Linked DNA regions of Homo sapiens: region 2 is linked to region 1. The links are chromatin loops, found by intact Hi-C in ENCODE. Cell type or tissue: PC-9. All regions are shown on one strand. Each heading gives the region's core, and the rest is flanking DNA. Links, peaks and the distances in the headings are about the cores only.

Region 1 (8,252 bases), core at 1,586-6,585:
CACCCTGGTAACAGCCCTTCATCCTGGCATCAGCAGTGTGTTTCAACCTCCAGCTTTCTGGGGACATTCACAAAACCAGCCTCATCACATCCCGCCAAGCCCCCTCCTTGGAGGTTCTAGCAGCAGCCAGGCAGCACCCCTTCCTCAGAGTTCTGAGTTCAACTCTTCAGACCTCTTCCTTAGCCTCCAACCCTGGTAAACTCAACCCTGGTAAACTCCAGCTTATCCCCCCCTCCCTTAAGAGTTTCCATCCTGCTTCATTTCGTTATTACATCTGTGTTAGCTTAGATTCCCTTTGAACATTTTCAGTCCACTGACGCCTGTTTAAGCAATGTCTTATATTAAATTCTGTTATAAAACCTAGTGTGGAGTCTTTTTTCCTGATTTATCCCTAACTGCCATATCCCCACTCTTCTCCCCAACAGTTACTGTGATCTGCATTCTAACATAGCATGTACCCACATTGTACATTAAACGTAATTTGTATATAACTATGTAAGATTGGAACTGAATAGCAGGTGACTGGTTGACCTAATGTTTCCTTTTTGTATGTTTAGATTTTGTAATTTTCCTTGCATATTTTTGTAATTAATACCTTTTTCCTTTTCTCATATCTCATACTTTTTTTTTTTTTTTTGAGATAGGGTCTCATTCTGTCACCCAGGCTGAAGTTCAGTGACACAATCACAGCTCACTGTAGCCTTGACCTCCTGGGATCAAGTAATCCTCCTGCCTCAGCCTCCGAAGTAGCCAAGACCACAGGCGCACCACCACACCTGGCTAATTTTTTTTTACTTTTTGTAGAGACAGGGTCTCACTTTGTTGCCCAGGCTGGTCTTGAACTCCTGGGCTCACGCAGTCCTCCTGTCTTGGCCTCCCAAAGTGCTGAGATTACAGGCGTGGGCCACCGTGCCTAGCCTAGCTCATACATTTTTAAAACAAATTTTATTTTCTAATACTTACAGGCTTATAGAAAAGTTGCAAAGGTAGTACTTCCTGTGCTACCTTTTCCCTGTTGCTAGCATCTTATGTTATTATGGTACATTTGTCACAACCAATAAACCAACGTTGATACATTATTATTAGCTAAAGTCCATACTTTATTCAGGTGTTCTTAGTTTTTACTTATATCTGTTTTTTGTTCCAGAATCCCATCCAAGATACCACATTACACTTAGTCATCATATCTCTGGCTCCTCGTGGCAATGACATTTCTCAGGTTTTTCTTGTTTTTGATGCCCTTGGCTGTTTTGAGGAGTACTGGTCAGGTATTTTGTAGACTGTCTCTCTATTGGAATTTGTCTTTTTTTTTTTTTTTTTTTAATGATTAGACTGGGGTTATCTCATATGTATGCATTTGGCCCAGGAAAAATTTATAATCTCCAGGCTCTGGGCCTGTAGTGCCTAATGGACAAAGTAGCCTGTGTGCACACAAATATATCCAGAATTGGAAGAAAGTGTATGTCTGCTTTTATAGGCTATACATATCCTACAATGTATCGTCTATACCTGGTGCCATGTTTTGCCAGTCTTTCGTATGTGTGTGTGTGCCCAAGGAGTGTCCCTCGGCCTTTGAGAAGGCTACGAAGTCTCCGGGTTATATGAATATGCCATGTTCATATAGTCCCTTGCAAGGAGACATGTAGATTGTAGTTATTTTTGCTATTGCAGACAGTGCTTCACATTTTGTGCACAAGTTTGCGTCTCTCTGAAGGAAATTGCTAGGAAGGGGCCTGCTGGTCTGAGCATGCCCATTTCACATGTTGATGAGCACTGCCAAACGGCTCCACAAAGCATGAGCCATATCAACAAAGTGGAAAGTGTTTGTTTCATGATCAAATAATGAATCTTAAGAGCAGTATTTCTCACAGACGCAGAATGTTCCAGCAATTCTCCTTCAGGCACATTTCCTTTGCTGAAACCTTTTTAGCAGGTCCCTGGAGCACTCATGAACAAAATAAAAAAACCAGAAACCCTGTAACCCTGGTTTCTATTAAAGTCTAGCTTGGGGCTTTTTTTTTTTTTTTTTGACAAAGTGTCGCAATGTCACCCAGGCTGGAGTGGAGTGGTGCAGTCTCGGCTCACTGCAACTTCCACCTCCCAGGTTTAAGCAGTTCACCTGTCTCAGCCCCCCGGTTAGCTGGGACTACAGGCACCTGCCAATATGCCTGGCTAATTTTTGTATTTTTAGTAGAGACAGGGTTTCATCATGTTGGCCAGATGGGTCTCGAACTCCTGACCTCAGGTTATCCACCCACCTCGGCCCCCCCAGATGCCGAGATTACAGGCGTCATCCACCGCACCCAGCCTTAGCTTGGGGTTTTTTGTTTTTTGTTTTTTGTTTTTGAGATGGAGTCTCGCACTGTCGCCCAGGCTGGAGTGCAGTGGCGCAATCTCGGCTCACTGCAAGCTCCACCTCCCGGGTTCGTGCCATTCTCCTGCCTCAGCCTCACAAGTAGCTGGGACTATAGGCGCCCACAACCACACCCGGCTAATGTTTTGTATTTTTAGTAGAGACAGGGTTTCACCGTGTTAGCCAGGATGGTCTCGATCTACTGACCTTGTGATCCGCCTGTCTCGGCTTCCCGAAGTGCTGGGATTACAGGCGTGAGCCAGCTCACCCGGCCTTAGGTTGGGGCTTTTAAATGACCCTTCAGGTGTGTGTCTGTGATGACTTGAGGCTTTTTTTTTTACTGTCTTCCAGTGAAATTACCAGATGAATATCAGTGGTGAGAAATTTGATTCCTTAAAATGTAAGGAATTTCATTCTTGAATTGTGTGACAAAACCAGGGAGCATGATTTTTGCTCCATTCAGGATCTATTCAGTCAACACTGAGTATATAGTTGTTGATGGAGACTATGATAGGTTCTGAGGATGGATCTGTTATATTCTCCATAAATCTGTATGTGAGTCATGCCTTTGTTTGCTTCCTACTTGTTCTGTTTACTGGGTTTTTTTTTTCTTTGAGGAAACACCTTAATTGCAATGAGGTGTTTATTTTATAATATAAAAGTGTGAAGAGAAACATTCAACAAACATTTGAGTACCAATTCAGTTGAGGGCCCCTGTCAAGGCCCCCACCCTCCTTTTTCTGTGTTTAGTGAGGGTGTCTGATGCATAACTGAGCCTCAGTTGGGAGGGGCTGAGGGGATCGGGAACACTTCCAAGGGGAAGCAGCTGGGGTGAGAGCCCCAAGGTGGAGAGAACTTGGCAAGGTTGAAGAGGAATGGTGGGCAGGGGAGGGAGAAGAGTAAAAGAAGAGGCAGTTAGGGCTGCCCGGGTCAGTCTGGGAACTTTGGCTTCCTCTTCAGGTCACTAGGAGCCATCAGAGGGTTAAGCCAGCAGAGACAGCTTCCTGTTTTTAAGACGTTGGTCTGGCTGCTGTGCCGGGAGCAAGAGAGAAAGAGACTTGGGGGAGTTCAGAAGAGGTGACGGTGGTGGAGGAAAGTGGATGGATATGGGGTCTCTTTCAGAGGTAGAACAGTGGGGTCTCTTTCAGAGGTAGAACAGTGGGACCTTCTGACCACTGGCAGGTAGAGGGTAAGGGAGAGGGGAATTGGGTTGCCTGCTAGTTTTTGCTTTAGCTAACTGGGTAGATGCTGATGTCATTCACTGAGGAGGAAGAGGGCAGGTTGAGGGTAGGTAGAAATTCACAGTTTTGGTTTGGTTGTAGTTTGGGATCCCTGTGGACAAGAAAAGTTTCCATGGGTATATTATGAATGCCTTCTGAATCAAGGGTTTAAATCACATCCTCTGATTTATTCTCCCCAAAGACCACTAGATGCCGCTGTTTACACGGGAGCAATTATGCAGTACAAGACTCCTTTCCTGAGGAGAGGGCACGGATGCCGGAGAGGGTACTGATGCCGGAGAAGGCACTGATGCCTGACAGGGGAACCCACAGAGAGGGGAGCCCCTGCCTTTGAGGGGGTTACTCTTTACTGGGAGACATCACCCTTCAGTGTGGTCTTCAGACACATGTGATAGCAGTGTGACTTCATATGGGATAGAAAGCTAGGGACTAGGTAGTGTTTGAGCTGGGTCTTCAGGGTTGCAAGGCATTTCAGGTGGGGGCAGGACGCTCCAAGCAGAAGGAACAGCCGGGCAACAGAGCGCATCTCCCTGCTTATGGGGTAGATGGTACAGTGAAGAGGTTATTGGCATAGGGGGTTGGACTTTTCAGTGTTTCTCAACAAAGGCACAGTTAGCCTTTTAAAGAAGGACGGTTTTTGGCTGGGTACGGTGGCTCATGCCTGTAATCCCAGCACTTTGGGAGGCCGAAGAGGGCAGATCAGCTGAGGTCAGGAGTTCGAGACCAGCCTGACCAACATGGAGAAACCCTGTCTCTACTAAAAATACAAAATTACCCGGCCATGGTGGCACATGCCTGTAATCCCAGCTACTCAGGAGACAGGAGAGTCACTTGAACCCGGGAGGCGGAGGTTGCGGTGAGCCGAGATCGCACCATTGCACTCCAGCCTGGGCAACAAGAGCAAAACTCTGTCTCAAAAAAAAAAAAAAAAAAAAAAGACTGCTTTTCCCTGTGCTGCCTCACCCATTGAATGCCAGTAATCTCTCAGGTCAGACTACCAAAAAAAAAAAAAAAGACTGCAGGGAGGGATGGAACACCCCAGTTGAAATCCCTTACCCAGTGCCTAACCCCGGAGTGATGGAGAAGGGGGAAGCAGCTCTGAGTCTGCACCCCTCCCTCGTCTTGTCTTAATTTTGAGGTTCTCTAAAGCAGTGACCTGTTCTGTGCTTTAATACCACATAGTGTTATTTAACTGATTGGCTGATGATCCTGGTGAGTGGACATTTAACTCGGCTTCCTAGAATAGAGAATGCCTCTTACCATTCCCCAGAGAAGGACTGCAAAGTAGAGAAATTAACATAAAAACAGGTCCCTCTGATTAGACTTAATACTAAAAACTTCACTGGTACTAGCTTAAATGCTCCATCTTCTTTGTATTCCCCCAAGGCCCGGAAGTCATATAAACTAGTGTAGGAACTAGTATAGAACTGCTGACCTACCACAGAACAAGTAGACTCCATGCTGGAAGCAGATGTACCAGTTCTACAGTCAGGGATAAATGGGGTTTCACAAGCTCTACCTTTTTGAATGCTTTGTTTGTAATTGCGTGACATCTCCGTACTCTTTTTTTCCAGACAATTTATGAAAACCGAATATACAGCCTTAAAATAGAATGTGGACCTAAATACCCAGAAGCACCCCCCTTTGTAAGATTTGTAACAAAAATTAATATGAATGGAGTAAATAGTTCTAATGGAGTGGTAAGTTGTTTTCTCTGTCCCACTTGTTCCTTGGAGTTGACAGTTGCTTTGTACTTAACATCAGGAGCTTTTAGACTGGGCCCAATTCCTAGGTTCTTTGGTTATTTGTTGATAAACTGTATCACTGTGCATAGGAGCACAGATTTGGGATGGGGCCTGTTTCCCAATTATATCTGGCGATCACTCATATAGCACTTACCCTGGGCTAGTTCTGTGCTGGTCGCTTTGAAATATGAGCTCTTTCCTCATGCCACCCCAGTGAGGTAGAGATGAGGAAACTGAGGCACAGACGTGGAAGATCTTTCCCAGGGCTACACCTTTACCCCCCTGGGCCTTATTTGTGAACCACTGGCATGTAATATTTTTTTCCTTTAATGGCCTTGCTTTTTTATTTTTACTACCATAAATGAAAAACCTGTCTCAGTTGTCATAACTGGGCAATAATGGCAACAGTAAATATTACAAAAACAGAGCAATGTTAATAAATCTTGACTCCATGTGTCATTTGCCAAAAGCTTTGAGCCTTTGAGGCCTGCTCTCCTGTTCAAAGAGGAGATCAGCAAGTGTTGAAGGGATGCTACACATGTTAACGTCACGCCAAGCCTTCGTCTTTGAGATACTCAGAAGACTGGAAAATTGAAAAGAGATGAGCTTTGTTACAGTGTGTTTAGTGTTTAATCCTGAATCTGAGTTCCACCTAAAGTCCTGAGCCCAGAGCTCAACCTGTGCTTTGGGGAATTTATTTTGGGAAATGCTGCCTTAACCTGAGAGGTGCTGGCTCTGTGGCAGGCCCTTGTCACTGGAGCAGGTGTCCTGGCCACCCTTTGCCTTGGCTGTCCGTACTGCCCTGCATGCACATCTGTCCCCCTGACCTGGGCGCAGTGAAGAGGACAGGTCCTGAGCCCGGCAGCCGCCAGCCCAGCAGCGGCCATTATTGAAGAGCCAAGTAGGGCTGGGTTGAGTCTCACCCAAGTGTCAGTACCACCGTTTCCTTATCCCAGATAGTAATGGTTCAGGGCACAAAAGGGAAAGGCAGGCTGACTGGAGGGAGGGACTCTAGCAGGTAGGTATTCCGCATGTAAGGTATTAGGATTAGCAGCAGGTTCAGCTTAAAAAGTACATCTTACTCCAGTTTGCACCTTAGCTTAACCCCGGCATATAGCTATTTTGTTTGAGAGTCTGAGAGTAATTTGCTTTTGTTTGCCTTGTTGTAGGTGGACCCAAGAGCCATATCAGTGCTAGCAAAATGGCAGAATTCATATAGCATCAAAGTTGTCCTGCAAGAGCTTCGGCGCCTAATGATGTCTAAAGAAAATATGAAACTCCCTCAGCCGCCCGAAGGACAGTGTTACAGCAATTAATCAAAAAGAAAAACCACAGGCCCTTCCCCTTCCCCCCAATTCGATTTAATCAGTCTTCATTTTCCACAGTAGTAAATTTTCTAGATACGTCTTGTAGACCTCAAAGTACCGGAAAGGAAGCTCCCATTCAAAGGAAATTTATCTTAAGATACTGTAAATGATACTAATTTTTTGTCCATTTGAAATATATAAGTTGTGCTATAACAAATCATCCTGTCAAGTGTAACCACTGTCCACGTAGTTGAACTTCTGGGATCAAGAAAGTCTATTTAAATTGATTCCCATCATAACTGGTGGGGCACATCTAACTCAACTGTGAAAAGACACATCACACAATCACCTTGCTGCTGATTACACGGCCTGGGGTCTCTGCCTTCTCCCCTTACCCTCCCGCCTCCCACCCTCCCTGCAACAACAGCCCTCTAGCCTGGGGGGCTTGTTAGAGTAGATGTGAAGGTTTCAGGTCGCAGCCTGTGGGACTACTGCTAGGTGTGTGGGGTGTTTCGCCTGCACCCCTGGTTTCTTTAAGTCTTAAGTGATGCCCCTTCCAAACCATCATCCTGTCCCCACGCTCCTCCACTCCCGCCCTTGGCCGAAGCATAGATTGTAACCCCTCCACTCCCCTCTGAGATTGGCCTTCGGTGAGGAATTCAGGGCTTTCCCCATATCTTCTCTCCCCCACCTTTATCGAGGGGTGCTGCTTTTTCTCCCTCCTCCTCAAGTTCCTTTTTGCACCGTCACCACCCAACACCTTCCATGACACTTCCTTGCTTTGGCCAGAAGCCATCAGGTAAGGTTGGAAAGAGCCTCTGACCTCCCTTGTTTAGTTTTGGAACCATACTCACTCACTCTCCACCAGCCTGGGAAATGAATATTGGGTCCTCAGCCCTGCCACCCTCTGCTGTCATCAGCTGATGCATTGTTTTTAGCTCAGGTTTTGATAAGGTGAAAAGAATAGTCACCAGGGTTACTCAGACCTGCCAGCTCTCGGAGTCCTTGGTGGTTGAACTTGGAGAAAGACCGCATGAAGATACTTGTAAGCACACATGATCCCTCTGAATTGTTTTACTTTCCTGTAACTGCTTTTGCTTTTAAAAATTGAAGAAGTTTTAAACAGGGCTTTCATTTGGTCATCCTTGCAATCCATTGGGGTCTAGTTTGGAATCTGACAACTGGAACAAAAAGAACCTTGAATCCGGTGCATGCCTTGGTTTTGGTGCTGCTGCTGCTTCCCAAGATCCTCAGCAGGGATTAAGAAGGAACCCGGTGTGCACAGCAGATCCCCGAAATTGGTGGGCTTGACCTCCTGGCAAATTGCTGCGTCTTTCCACTTGCTGTTCAGGACCACTAAATGCTGAAATGTGGATGCATACCGAAATAAAAGCAATTCATTGTGTACTAAAGGTTTTTTTTTTTTTTTTAATTTAGTATTTGTGTAAAACCACCTTTTGAAGCAGCAACTATCAAGTCTGAAAAGCAATTGATGTTTCCATTAATCTTTTTCTGGGGGGAAAACCTTAGTTCTAAGGATTTAACATCCTGTAAGTGAAGTTTAACATAACAGTATTCCATAAGCAGCCTTTTTATTGTCAGACCA
Region 2 (5,000 bases), core at 1-5,000, 470 kb after region 1:
GGTGTGGAGAGGGTGATGGTGTGGAGAGGGTGGGGTGTGGAGAGGGTGATGGTGTGGAGAGGGCGGGGTGTGGAGAGGGTGATGGTGTGGAGAGGGTGATGGTGTGGAGAGGGTGGGGTGTGGAGAGGGTGATGGTGTGGAGAGGGTGATGGTGTGGAGAGGGTGGGGTGTGGAGAGGGTGGGGTGAGGAGAGGGGGTGAGGTGAGGAGGGTGCAGGGTGAGGAGGGTGGCGGGGTGTGAAAGTGGGTGGGGGAGTATGCACAGCTTCCACCAGAAGTTCAGCCTTAGGTGGGACGGAGGACCAGGGTGCTTGTTGGAAGATGATGAGGGTCAAGAGAGTACACTGTGCGTTTTTTTGTTCTTGTTTTTGTTTTGTTTTGTTTGAGATGGAGTCTCACTCTCTTGCCCAGGCTGGAGCGCAATGACGAAATCTGGGCTCACTGCAACCTCTGCCTCCCAGGTTCAAGTGATTCTCCTGCCTCAGCCTCCCAAGTAGCTGGGACTATAGGCAGGCACCACCACACCCAGGTAATTTTTGTATTTTTAGTAGAGACAGGGTTTCGCTGTGTTGGCCAGGCTGGTCTTGAACTCCTGACCTCAGGTGATCTGCCCACCTCGGCCTCCCTAAGTGCTGGGGTTACAGGCATGAGCCACTGCGCCCGGCCACGTTGTATGTTTTTTTTTTTAACACAGGAGATCCCGGGAGGAAAAGAAACTGAGGCTGCACAAGACAGGCAACTGGGTTCCAGTAGTACCAATTGTGTGCTCACTCTCTGTGTGACCTTGGGCACGTTAGAGGGACATTCTGGGCCTCAGGTTTTACATCCCTAGAATGGGCTCCTCGGGTCCCAGGTGACTTACATGTTGAGGTGAGCTCGTCCTGGGTGGGAGAGGTCCCCAGGACAGGGCAAGCTCCAGCACAGAGCCAGCTTCTGTTTGCGATTGTCCCAGGCTGTCCCCAAGGAGGCCATCAGGCCCCACCAGTCTCACGTTACTGCACTGACAATCCTGCCTTGCTCTGAGGTTCACAATCAGACCTGGCTGGTCCCTTGAGGCTCAGTCCTGAATGCTGCACTTTGCTGGGGGGGTTGGGGGGGGATTAGAGCTTTAGAGTCTGAGGGGCTTCCAGGTCCAGGCAGAGGCTCTGGAATGACAAGGACTTGGATTTCACCCTGGCTCTGCCACTTCCTGGCTTGGGGACCTTGAGCAAGGACTTTACCTCTTTAGGTCTTAGTTTCCTCATCTGCAAAACAGGAATCACCATGCATCATGATCATCACCCGCTATTGAGAAGATTAAGTAAGAGAATAGCTGTAGAATGCCTAGCACATATTAAGTGCTCAATAAATGCTAGCTGGCTTGCCCTATCTATCTGTCTTGCTTATAGAAACCGAGTTCTGCTTAGGAGGCTCTCTCTTCTTGTGTCCTGTTACCTGGGTGGAGCCTGGGCCCCTGGGGCTCTGATGGGCAGCCTTGTCCTCCGCCACACCCACAAGAGTCTAGTCCTGTGGGGCCCACAGCCTTCCCCACTGTCTGCACTTACCTGTCCCGCCTTTCTGCCCTCCGGTCTAAACTCGGTATCAGCAATTGGCCAGGATTCTACCCAGCACAAAGGGAGGGGCACTGCGGCCTGGGGCTTGCACGAGACAGCAGGTGCACCGCAGGCCAGGGAGGGCAGGGGACTTGCCAGAGGCCACACAGCACAGGGAGGAGGGCAGATTTGGGGGTAGTTTGTCACTCTGGCTTCTGCAGGACATCCAGCTCATGTGGCAGTGGCTGTGCTTGGCAGCTGCTGGGCAGGGCACCAAGGACGGACCCTGGGGCGGCTCCTGGCTGCCGGAGGTTAGCTCTGGGCCAGGCCTGGTGACTCAGCAGACCTACTGATCAGGGCCTGGTCGTGTTCCCCACAGTCCCACGGTGTAGGTCCTTCATGCCTGCCAACACCCAGTGTCACCTAGAGGTCGTAGGGCAGAGCTTAGCAGATGGGGAGCAGTGCTGGCTCCAGCTGGCATTGTTCTATCCCCTCCAGCCCTGCAGATCCCACAGCCCAATGGGCTGAGGCTGAATCCTGGCACTGTCTCTACGTAGCTGTGTGACCTTAGGTAAATCATTCAATCTCTGAGCATCAGTTTCCTCATCCGTGAAATGGGGATAATAATGCCTATGCTCTTTGATAGGAGGATTTAAAATGCAACTGTCTGGGCATGGTGTCTCATGCCTGTAATCCAAGCACTTTGGGAGGCCAAGGCGGGAGGATCGCTTGAGTCCAGGAGTTTGAGACCAGCCCTGGCAACATGGCGAGACCCTGTCTCCACAAAAAATAAAAAAAATAGCCAGGCATGGTGGTGCGTGCCTGTAGTCCCAGCTACTCTGGAGGCTGAGGTAGGAGGATCGCTTGAGCCTGTGAGGTCGAGGCTGCAGTGAGCTGAGATTGCACCACTGCTCTCCAGCCTGGGTGACAGAGCAACACCTCGTCTGAAAAACAATGACGACAACAACAACAATAACAACAACAACAACAAACCAATCAAACAAACCCCCCCCCCCCCACACACACACACACACACACAACCACCAAACCCTCTGGAGGCTCCCACTGCACTTGGAAGAAAGCGCTATTCCCTACTCGCAAGGCCTTGAGAGGTCCAGCCGGCTCACCTCCGCGGGGCCTCCCCTCCCCGTTCTCCCTTTGTTTTCTCTACTCCAGCCTCTCTGGCCTCCTCACTGCTCCTCTGTCTCCCTGAGCTTGTTCCCACTCCGGACATTTACCTTTGCTGGTCCCTCTGTATCTAAGTCCCTGGAGGTACCCAGTGCTATGTGGGTGAAGGGCAAAATAAGGCCAGCTTTTAGTAGCCAGTTTCTCATTCACCCATTAATGCATTTCTTCATTTAAAATCATTTCCCTGAGCACCTACTATGTTGCAGGCCCCGAGGTAGGTGCTGGGGATGAAGCTGTGGAGTATCCTAGTTATATCAACTCTCAGGGTAAGAGGGGCTGACCCTTGACTACCAAACCTTCAGTGGCTCCCTATTGTCCCAGGCCAAAGTTCATACTTCCGATCTCAGAATGCTTGCTTTTCCTATGTGGGTCCAGGTGGCTGTGTTAGTAGCTCTCAGAGTCCCTGAGGCCATTGCCACTGCTGCCGAATTTTTTGTTTGTTTGTTTGTTTGTTTGTTTGTTTGTTTTGAGATGGAATCTCGCTCAGTCACCCAGGCTGGAGTACAGTGGCGCAATCTCGGCTCACTGCAAGCTCTGCCTCCCAGGTTCACACCATTCTCCTGCCTCAGCCTCCCGAGTAGCTGGGACTACAGGCGCCCGCCACCACGCCTGGCTAATTTTTATTGTATTTTTAGTAGACACGGGGTTTCACCGTGTTAGCCAGGATGGTCTCGATCTTCTGATCTCGTGATCTGCCCGTCTCGGCCTCCCAAAGTGCTGGGATTACAGGCGTGAGCCACCGTGCCCGGCCGCTGCTGAATTGTTTTACATTCTCAGGGTTTCTGCTCCTGCCGCCCCCGACCCTGGCACCTGGCTGCGCTCACACAAACATACAGGGGTTGCCTCCTATTCCTCCTGGCTCTTCCTGGCCTTGCTCACATCCACCTTCCCCCCAGAGCCTGGGTGAGTGTTGATGCTTTCTCAGTCCAACATCATTTATTTATTTTGAGACAGGGTCTGGCTCTGTCACCCAGGCTGGAGTGCAGTGGTGCAATCTCGGCTCACTGTAGCCTCAACCTCACAGGCTCAAGCGATCCTCCTACCTCAGCCTCCTTAGTAGCTGGGACTATAGGCACACACCACCATGCCTGGCCTGCGTCATCGTTTAAGGCCCTCAGCCTATCTGTCATTCTTTGTAGAAATATTCTCTCATCAGGACCTCACATCAACCCCATAGCCTAGTTAGGTTGATCTTATCCCTGTTTCACAGATGAGGAAACCAAGGCACAGAGAGGTCAAGTAACTTGCCCAAGGACACACAGCTAGTACAGGGGACTTGAGCCCAGCAAGCTGATCCCAGGTCTGCGTTCTTCACATTCCTGCTCTGCTATCTTCACTATTCAGCTGGGCTTTTCCAGAAATGCTTCCTGCTATCAGGCTGGGAACATGCCCTCATGCGTCCCCACTGCCCGCGGAGGGAGGCCCAGCTCCTGTTCGTTTATAGCCACTCTTTACCTGCTGGCTCTGCAGACCTCCTTCAGTCGGGAGGCCTGCGCTTTCCTTGGCCTGCTCTTCTGAGGCTGCCCTCCAAAGCCCTGGAACATTCTATAATCCCAGTGCTGGGCGCTTCACAGTCATTGCCCTGTGTAGGGCTCTCATTATCCCCATCTTACAGATGGAGGAACAGAGGCTTGGAAAAAGGAGATCATATCTGCCCCACACTGGAAAGCAGGAGACCTGTGGAACCCAGGTCTGTCTGACCAAACACCCCAGCCATGCTCACCTGACGGTCCTCATGCTTAGTGTCGTGATAGCCGACCATGAAAGTTGACTACTATGACCGACCACCACTACTGACCGCCACAGATGGCCACTCCAGCCAGCCACTATAGCTGACTGCTGGAACTGACCACCTGCTCTTAAACACCTGCTGAATCAGGCCTGGTTCCCACTACTCTACCCAGGCAGTCTCACACCATTGCTGGAAGGTTGCTTCTATTTTTCACCCCATTGTATTTATTTATTTATTTATTTAGACTGAGTGTTGCTCTGTTGCCCAGGCTGGAGTGCAGTTGCGTGATCTTCGCTCACTGCAGCCTCAACCTTGCTAGCTCAAGTGATTGTCCCACCTCAGCCTCCCGAGTAGCTGGGACTACAGGCGTGTGCCACCATGCCCAGCTAATTTTTGTATTTTTTGTAGAGACGAGGTTTCACCATGTTGCTCAGCTGGTCTCAAACTCCTGGACTCAAGCGATCTACCCACTTTGGCCTCCCAAAATGCTGGGATTACAGGTGTGAGCCACTGCACCCAGCTTTCACCCTGTGTTAGAGATGAGGGAAC

What was found. Hi-C counts contacts between places; a loop is a spot of excess contacts. Peaks named below come from ENCODE experiments on the same cell type or tissue, not always from the same donor. Only the 100,000 strongest peaks of a DNase experiment are listed, where the experiment ranks them.
Region 2: a loop joins it to region 1, with 7 times the contacts of the local background. A loop is called at or near these places in 5 of 110 quality-filtered maps.

What each region holds. Positions count from the first base shown.
Region 1 is chr20:50,081,171-50,089,422 of GRCh38, reverse strand. It overlaps PEDS1-UBE2V1 (PEDS1-UBE2V1 readthrough), which reads left to right. Exons shown (of 8, transcript NM_199203.3): 7 at 5,169-5,294; 8 at 6,509-8,252. The coding sequence ends at 6,655. UBE2V1 (ubiquitin conjugating enzyme E2 V1) reads left to right here. Exons shown (of 4, transcript NM_001032288.3): 3 at 5,169-5,294; 4 at 6,509-8,252. The coding sequence ends at 6,655. Among named protein-coding and RNA genes, the nearest start is that of UBE2V1, 28 kb to the left of the region's middle. In PC-9, for the core only: CTCF peaks have their summits at 3,580 and 3,780 (motif pointing right); DNase peaks (open chromatin) are centred at 2,032, 2,782 and 3,792; H3K4me3 peaks cover 1,240 bases; H3K27ac peaks cover 2,138 bases.
Region 2 is chr20:49,612,632-49,617,631 of GRCh38, reverse strand. No RefSeq gene overlaps it. Among named protein-coding and RNA genes, the nearest start is that of PTGIS, 47 kb to the right of the region's middle. In PC-9, for the core only: a CTCF peak has its summit at 1,959 (motif pointing left); a DNase peak (open chromatin) is centred at 1,821; H3K27ac peaks cover 3,075 bases.